2 separate regions of the Mus musculus genome follow, and region 1 is linked to region 2. The links are chromatin loops, found by intact Hi-C in ENCODE. Cell type or tissue: heart. All regions are shown on one strand. Links, peaks and the distances in the headings refer to the core of each region. The heading gives the core; the rest is flanking DNA.

The links. Hi-C counts contacts between places; a loop is a spot of excess contacts. Peaks named below come from ENCODE experiments on the same cell type or tissue, not always from the same donor. Only the 100,000 strongest peaks of a DNase experiment are listed, where the experiment ranks them.
Region 1: it touches region 2 in a loop (2.2-fold over the local background); 1 of 42 quality-filtered maps calls a loop at or near these places.

The regions. Positions count from the first base shown.
Region 1 is chr3:41,507,672-41,512,062 of GRCm38, forward strand. The region is part of intron 4 of 2400006E01Rik (RIKEN cDNA 2400006E01 gene); the gene reads right to left. Among named protein-coding and RNA genes, the nearest start is that of Platr4, 17 kb to the left of the region's middle. In heart, for the core only: no CTCF peak of the experiment used is centred there; a DNase peak (open chromatin) is centred at 1,900; H3K27ac peaks cover 688 bases.
Region 2 is chr3:41,428,736-41,433,126 of GRCm38, forward strand. No RefSeq gene overlaps it. Among named protein-coding and RNA genes, the nearest start is that of Gm25487, 11 kb to the right of the region's middle. In heart, for the core only: no CTCF peak of the experiment used is centred there; a DNase peak (open chromatin) is centred at 1,736.

The DNA of each region.
Region 1 (4,391 bases), core at 184-4,183, 79 kb after region 2:
TCTTTTTAAAAAATGAGACTATAGAGGCGGCCCAGGCATTAAGAATGCTTGTTGCTCTTGCAGAGGACCCAGGTTCAGTTCTCAGCATCCACATGGTATCTCACAACCATTAATAACTCCAATTCCAAAGGATCCAAGGCACTCTTCTGACCTCTGTAGATATGTACATGATGTACAAACATGCATTCAGGTAAAGCACTCATACACATAAAATAAAATAAACCTAAAATAATACTTTAAACCACTATAAGGGTTGAATCAACAAAATCTAGTCCATGTGAAATTCAGTGGGAAAAGTTCTTAAAATTTAAAAGTATTGGGAGATAAAGCAAAAGAGGCTAGGGGGTGGCTTAGTTGTCTGTCTGTCTGAGTTGTGGCAGCATGTGTAATCCACCTGAGAAGTCAGAGGCAGACTGTCCCTGAGGCTCACTGGCCAACAAATCTAGAGGGGTCATTGATCTACTGGTTAGTGAGAAATGTAGCCGTCTCCAGTAAAGTGAGGAAAATAGTAAAACACCTGACACTGGCCCCTGGCTTCCATGTGGACCAGCACTCATGCACGCATGCCTTTGCATACACACACAAGGAGACACAGTGTTATAGCAATGAGAAGGTAAGGCAGGGAGGCTGACAGAACTGTCAATTAATTGCTGTGTATGACTCTAACTTAGAGAGAGGCAAACTGTAAAGAAGCAAAAACAGACAGCTGAAGCAGCATAGACACATGTCTGAAGGTATGGAGAAATTAAATAGTGGGCCAGTGAGATGATTCTGTGGATATCAGCAGTTGCTGCCCAGTGATACATGCGTGACAACCTGAGTTTGATCCCTGGGATCCGTGTGAAAGTGGAAGAGAAGAGCTGATTCCATAAAGTGGTCCTCTCCCCTCCACACACACACCACTGCACACACCCACACACACACACCATGGCATATGCATCACACACACACCATAGCACATGTACCACATACACAATATGGCACACATACACACACACACACACACACACACACATTCAAACACACACTCTGGCACATGCACCCACACACACACCATGACACACACCCACACACAACATGGCACACATACTCACATACACACCATGGCACATGCACTCACACATACATAATATTCACAAAAAACGCATAATAAAATGAAACAAGTAAAAGAACAGTCTTAAAGCAATTTCATTCTGCACTGGGGCTCTAGGTCAGTGGCAGGCACATACCCAGCATATGTAAGGCCCTGAATTTCATCTCCAGCACAGAGGAAAGCAGGAGACTAATTTTTTAGGTAAGAGGTTATGGTAATTATGTCTTTTAAGAGGAGGCCTTATCCTTTCAACATAACACTGAACCACGTACCAGTAAAGCAACACACTGTCTAAGATTTCTTCAAAAAACCAAGCATTATAAACAGAGATATAGAAAAGGAAAAAAACTCAACTCAGACTCATTGGGAAATTTACACTTTTATGACACTTGTACATGTTTTTTAAATTCCATAATCGTTTTAATACATAAAAGCCACCATGAGAAAGGAAATATCAGCTCCAAATCAAAAGGAGAGAGAACACAGAAGGCTCGGGAGAAACAGAACATAGCAGGAGTCTAGTGAGAGCAATGAGGGAAAGAGACGAACTGTCATCTGTATGTGAAAGCTTTCTGAACTCAGCAAGTTTGTGCAGACTACTGAAATGTAGCCTCCACTAAGAGCCTTTGGTGGCCAAGGATGACCTTGACTCGCCCCTGAGAGGCTGGGGAGTCTGTCATGCTTGAGGTGTGCCTCCTAAGGAGCTGGAGTTATATTGGGAGTTGGGACATCTTTTGACTGGGCAGCTTTGACAGCTGGCTAGGTTAGCAGTTTAGTTTGCTGCCACAGAAGAAAGCGGGGCCAACTGGGCCACAGGAGGAAGTAACCTGAGTCCTTAACTCCAACCTGGGAGTTGAGTTGTAACTTGCCCACTGTTGCCATGGCTGTGTGGGGACAGAGGAATGCTCTATAGCCTACAGGGCAGCCTGGGGACTCCAGTCCAGGAGAAACCAGTCTTTCACAAACTTGCGAAATACTATTTGGCAAGGCCTATAAGGGTGACTTGTAGCCTAGTTGAATGGAAATATGTGTCAGAAAAGGTGGGAACAGGGCAGAGAAGAAATGCCAGCAAGATGGCCCTGGCTTGTCACTGTTTCAGAAGGGGGAGGAATCACAGAGAAAGAAAAGCTTCCTTTCCCCCCACCTCTCAGCTTTGTGAATTTTAAGTTTTTAGTTGTCTCATTTGTTTTCTGATATTTTTCCTTTCCCTTTGTGAGTGTGTGTGTGCGTGTGTGTGTGTGTGTGTATGCGAGAGTGCACGCTCACGGATGTGGAAAACATAAGACAACCTCCAGTGTCCTCAGGAGTACCCACCCTGTTTTTTGAGACAAGGCCTCTCCCTGGTCTGGAACTCACCACTTAGGCTAGGGCTGGCTGGCTGTCCAGCAACCCCCAGGGACTGCCTGTCTGCCTCCCCAGTTGCTTGGCTAACAAGTGCGATGCCACCACATCCTGCTTTTCATTATATGGGCTCTGGGGATCGAACTTAGGTCCCCCGGCTTGTGAGCACTTTGCTGAGCCCCAGCTGCCTCCCCAGATCCCTGCTCTTTATTTCTCTCTCTTTTTTTTCAAAGCATAACCCTGCTAACTACCACCCTCTAAGCGTAACATTAACTCCCACGCTTCTCCCTGGATACGGAGCTCGCTCCTTTCTCATCTCCATGCCTCTTCCTCCTACCTTTTTGTCAAATCTCGTTCTTAAGAAAAACAGCCTCTCTCCCATTTCCCTCTGGATCTCAGTCTTTTCATGTCCTCTGAGCCTCTGAGGCTAGGTGGCTTCTTCTTGGTTCTGACCTCTGGAGTACGCAACCTTATTGAGAGGAGAGCAAGAAGCTTTCAGAGTGAGATCGCACTGTGTCACCACCCCCCCAAACCCAACCCCAACACACACACACACACACACACACACACACACACACACCGGTTAACTGTTTTACTGGGTGAGGTTCATATCTCTCTTTAGCTTCAAGGAGCTGTTACTAGGATCTTTCAGCATCCTGCTAGGAAAAAGCTGTCAGGGCTTTGCGGGACCACTTGCCCCTTCCTTCCCAACTAGATTCTGTTATTGTCTAAGGAGGATCTGGTTAAAGAGGAGAAGACGGAAATCAGAGCAAGAAGTAGAACGAGACAGGAAGTGACCCATGTTACCCGCTGAAACCTTGCTTAGGGACAGTTGGAGCTCACTTTTTCCCTGGGGAACTGATATCCAAGGCAGGCTCTGAGGACTGCAGAGCCAGAACGCTTCTAAAGCAGGAGCAGAAGAAAGGGGGTGGGGTGGGGAGGAGGGAGGAAAAGAGGGAAAGGGGAAGACGGTAATTAATATCTCAAATATTGCAAGTCGACTTCCACACTATTTAATTGTGTAGAAATAGCTATTTATTTGTATAGTAAAAGTTACTGTATCAAAACTATTCTAATTTCTCCCATGTTTTGTCAAAAAATGGGGGCAAGTTCCATTTTATCTCCACTTTTCTAAGTGAGAAAAGAAAAGATTGGAGAGGCGGGGGTTTTTTGTTTGTTCGTTTGATTTTGTTTTGCTTGTTTTTTGTTTGTTTGTTTGTTTGTTTGTTTTTGGTGACCACGCAGCCAAAACTGATTGTTCAGGGATCTGACTTGATGTATCTTCAGGGTTTTATTGGAGTTTTTTGCTTGCTTTTTGAAAATAAAACGTTTGTTTTATTTATTTGTGTGTGTATGCGTGTATCTGTAGAGGTCAGAGGACATCTTGGACTGGTCCTCACATTCCATCCTGTGCATGAGCTCTGGGGCTCAAAGTTAGGTCATCGCCATTGGCCATAAATACCAAGCCATCTCACCAGCTATATTCCTCTGGTATTTGACAGCTATAGGGTTGTTCATTAAATCAATTGCTATTGCATTTGAGGCTTTACAAAATAACTTTTACTTTTCAAAAGAAAAGCAGCTTGCTTTTTAATATGACAATCCAAGAGACTCATCTTTTTGGCAGGTGTGGAAAGACAAGCATTTACCTATGGAAAACTGGTAATGGGCCATAGAAATAACAATGCCAAAAACCTGCCAGAACTTAGCAATTAACAACTGAAAATACTGGGCCTCAAATGTCAGCGAAGGCCATCCTAACAGTCTGTCTATTAGTAGTCAGTGTCTCTCCCTCTCTGTGTAACATAGTCTGCCCTCAAACCCAAGAGCCTCCTGTCTCAGTTTCCCAGTGTTAGAAATACAGGTGTTTGTCACCACACCCAACAGTCAGGTTTTAAGTAGAGTTTGATTTTCCATTAGTGCAGGAGGAAAAAGATGAGATTAAAGATACTGGCAA
Region 2 (4,391 bases), core at 66-4,065:
AGTAGAAGAAATTAGGAAAGTGAGTTGGAGAGGCCATCCCTCAAAGCAGATGTTTGCTTCTTTCAACTTCAATAGCATGAATTGTCTACTTCCTGAGGAAAGGGCAGGCTGCTAAGTTTCAGGGCCTGATATTCACCTATGTATTTGCAAACTAATGCGGGTTGACATCGAGTTTAAAATCTACTGCCACGTGACTTCCTGCCAAACTCCAAAGGAATTCACAGCAATAAAGTAGGTATTCAGAGAGCCAATGTGCGGTGAATCCTTTTCCATGAGCAGTTCTGGGCAAGAAGACAAGACAGGTTGAGAAGGAAGAGCAAGAATAAGAACAAGAAAACCAGCAACTCAGCCTTGCTTGCTTGGGAAAACACATAATCCCAGTGAGTTCAACACCAGCCTGGGCTATGTACATAACAGGACCTTGTCTCAAAATAAGTAAAAAGAATACCAGCAAGCTAAGCCCTATTTTCATATACACTGAAACCATTTGATTCAGAAAGAGTATGAAGATTAATAAATCTGGTCTCAACTGGTTTTACATACATTCAAACTCGTGAAATGCTTAAGATCCGAGGTCTGAAAAAACAAACAAACAAACAAACAAAAAACAGCCTGGCAGTGGTGGCGCACTCCTTTAATCCCAACACTTGGGAGACAGAGGCAGGCAGATTTCTGAGTTCAAGGCCAGCCTTGTCTACAACGTGAATTCCAGGACAACAGCCAGGGCTATACAGAGAAACCCTGTCTTGAAAAACCAAAAATTAAAAATAAAAAACTCTGAGGTCTGAGGTTAGAGGTAAGTGACTTTACTCGCCTTAATGGAACATGGGAGCATGGTCGCCAGTTCTCTAAGATAGACTGTGGTTCAGTGTCAAGGAGATGGAATACTGTGAAATCCTGCTCTTCTTCAGTTTTTGGCTAAACAAATACACAAGAAACATGGAGACTGTCACTAAGGAAGAGTACCAGAATCAACTCTAACACCGTACAGAGATCTGACACTAGATTTAAACGTAGACCTTGTGGACCACTGAGTCAGAGGCTCCTTTCTTTCCGAAGAGCAGTGGTATACAATGTCCGGGACCATCAAGGTGGAAGAAGGTTGAGTGGAACCTGTGTAGCAAGCAGTTGCCTGACACAAGAGAGCCTCATTAGACTGTCGTCATTGGAGATTTCTGGAGTCAGCTTTCCAGCTTGGAGATCAAATCTGGATGAAATGGCTTCTGGCTAGCAGCAAAGCCCACCGTTCCTTTCTCATGCTCATTATCTGTGTAGCAACAGTGTAGCAACAGGAGCCTTCAACGTTCCTCCCATCTATAGGATTAGAGTTGGTTCCTCTCAACAACTTGTTAATGTGTCTGCCCTGAGAAAGACATTACACTTCTAAGCGTGATGAATGAGTTCGCTTGCACCTCAGAGGGGCCATAGAGGTTACGAGGGAGGCTGGAGGACTCCAGAAGCAGCAGCTTTAAGTCCTTTAAGGGCTCCAAAACCTGAAGGAATCTGCCAGATTTGCAAGGAACCACTCTGAGCTCTGTCCAAGCCCAGCATTCCATTTGCACAAGGGCTCCTTTGTTGTTGTGTTTATACACAGACTAATAAATGCTTGACCTTTTTTTTTTAACTGATGAAGGAACAGTCTGTGCCTGGGGAGCGTATTATTTCAAGAAGCACAAATGAAGAGAAAGGCCAAACCCTCTGGGACAGATGGACGGAATATTTTGATATTGGAACCACATGGGGAAAGGCAGAAGTTGGCAAACAGCAGTGGAGGTTTGATAACAAACCTGGAAGCAGTGTCCCTGCTCTGAGAGCATTCCAGGGGCTCCAGGCACCCAACAAGCTCCGGGGAGCAGGGGTTTAGGAGGGAGGCGCTCATCCTGGTGTGTTGGACATGTGTGGCCTGGTGAGTGTGTTGATTTTTTTTTTGTAACTTTGGAGTTCTGTTTTAAAATGACTAATATCTTCAAGCATTTGCTTTCTACCTAGAACTTGGTGTTTTCCTAAAATCAGTCATTGGTCATCATATCAACCTATAGGACAACAATGTATTGCTGCCTATGCCACTTTATTGTTTTTTTTTTTTCAACAGAGAGGTTTAACAACAAACAAAAAAGGCTATAGAATTCCCAAGAGTCACAGTGCTAGAGAGACTTTCAGCCCATTTCTGTGGTCCCAAACCTGACCCTAGACTAAGCACCACTGGATTCGCATCTGTCCCCCTGTGTTATTCCCTTACTCCCTATAGCTGGCAGGGGTTACTTTAACATCTGAATAGCCCGTGTGGTTGTACACCATGTACCCTAAACTCTTGAGTGTCCTAGTTTGCTTTCTGTTTCTGTGATAAAATACATTCTGACAAAAAACAATTTGAGGAGGAAAGGGTTTAATCGGCTTGTACTTCCTTGTCACAGCCTATTGTTGGGGGACATTGGGGTAGAAACTGATACAGAGATCATGGAGAAACACTTCTTACTAGTTTGCTCCTGTGACTTGCTCAGTCTGCTTTCTTATACTACCCAGGACCACCTACCTAGGGGATGGCACTGCCTATAGTAGGCTGGGTCCTCCCACATCAATCATTAATCAAGAAAATGACTCCCCCACCACCACACACACACACACACACAGGCCAGTGGTATTTTCTCAATTGAGGTGTCCTCTTCCCAGATGATTCCAGCTTGTGTCAAATTGATTAGAAAACTAACTAACTAGCTTAAAGTGATAACCCCCTGGTCACCATTAGAGTAACCATGCTATATTCCCAGAACCATTTCGTAGTGACTTATGAGATGCTGTTTCTAACATTCTGTTGGACCATTCACATCACATGGAATAACTATTGATGATACTGATGACAGCATTTATTTAAAACCCCCAAAATAATATGATTCCTGATTCAAAAAAAAAGCCTTTACTTTGGAGATTAGTGGCCAGTGATAAGCATGGATTCCCAATGTGGAATTGAAACTACCGGTATCTGAAATGCCATGGACCAGCAAGAATGGGGAGGCCCTGACTCATGGCCTCCCTTGTGGCCAGGATGAACTCAGCTCTCTGTGCTCCATGATGAAGGTTTATGGCCCTTCTGAGGCTCCATAAAGAGAGTCCATTGAGTGGGACTGAAGAGAGTCAGGTCGTATATTCGGAGGGTAGGGGGATGAGAGGTCTGACCACTGTCGGCCTCCCTCTTGGGAGGAGTCTTAATGGACAGCATTTTAATCCATTTGGGCACTTCACTCTCCATGGCCTTGTTTTTGGAAGGAATCAGATAAATTAGCCTCTGAAACACCAGGTGCAACTCTCGCGGGGTAGAATCATTGTAAAAGGGGTCTTGGGACCAGAAGGGAACAAGGTCCCAGCTTTAACTCACTGTGTTCAGGAATGTGAAACGGGAAACTCTATTTCCCACAAAAGAGCCAATATGGCTTCTCCCATGCCAGGTGCTATGGGAAAAGTCACACAAATGCTGTTGAAAGCCATCTCAGTCACCTCGGTCTAAGCTAGCCCTGTTCTAAATTAATACAGCATGTCTGTCCTATTCATTTTCTATGAAGTTATCACAAATTTAGTGCCATAAGGAAGCGTGCATCGATGACCCTGTAGTTCCATAGCACCGAAATCCAAAGTGGGTCTCCGTGAACCAAAATCACAACGCCATGGAGACCACATCTCTCTCAGCTCTGGGGACCGGGAGTTTTTTGCATTTTCTGGGCTTTGAGAATGGGCCACCTCCCTGCCCTTCTAAGCTGCACAGAGGTGAAATCCACACATCTCTTCCCTCAGACTCAGCTCTCCCTCATTCAAGGACTCTTATGGTGACATTGGGCCTGCCAAAACCATCCCAGATAAACACCTATTTTGAAGTCTGTTAATTAGTAACCTTAATTCCACCTGCATTCTTAGCGGCCCTTTGCACTTCTGGGCACCCAGAAGGTAATCTTTCACAGGTTGCAGAGAATCCGATGTTGTTTTACTTTCCTTTCCTGTTGGTGTAAGAAAATACCGACAACAGAAACTTAACAAAAAGGCTCACAATTCAAGGCTACACACACACACACACACAGAGAGAGAGAGAGAGGGCGGGGAGAGAGGGAGAGAGAGAGAGGGAGAGAAAGAGAGAGAGAGAGAGAGAGAGAGAGAGAGAGAGAGCAATACAGGTGCACACTGTGGTGTTTCCACAAAGACAGAATAACTTAATAAATTATTGCTTGGTGTGGTTCTCTGTTGTTAAGTGACGAATGATCATAGCCCCCCTTTGTGATGTATAAATTGACTGTCTCAAAGAATAATGGCTTAGATCAACAATGTCTTAACTATTAAAATGAAAGTTGGTTTCAGTGGGTTAGCTGTAGGTTGACTGGGGAACAATGTCAGTTTCTGCCCTGTGT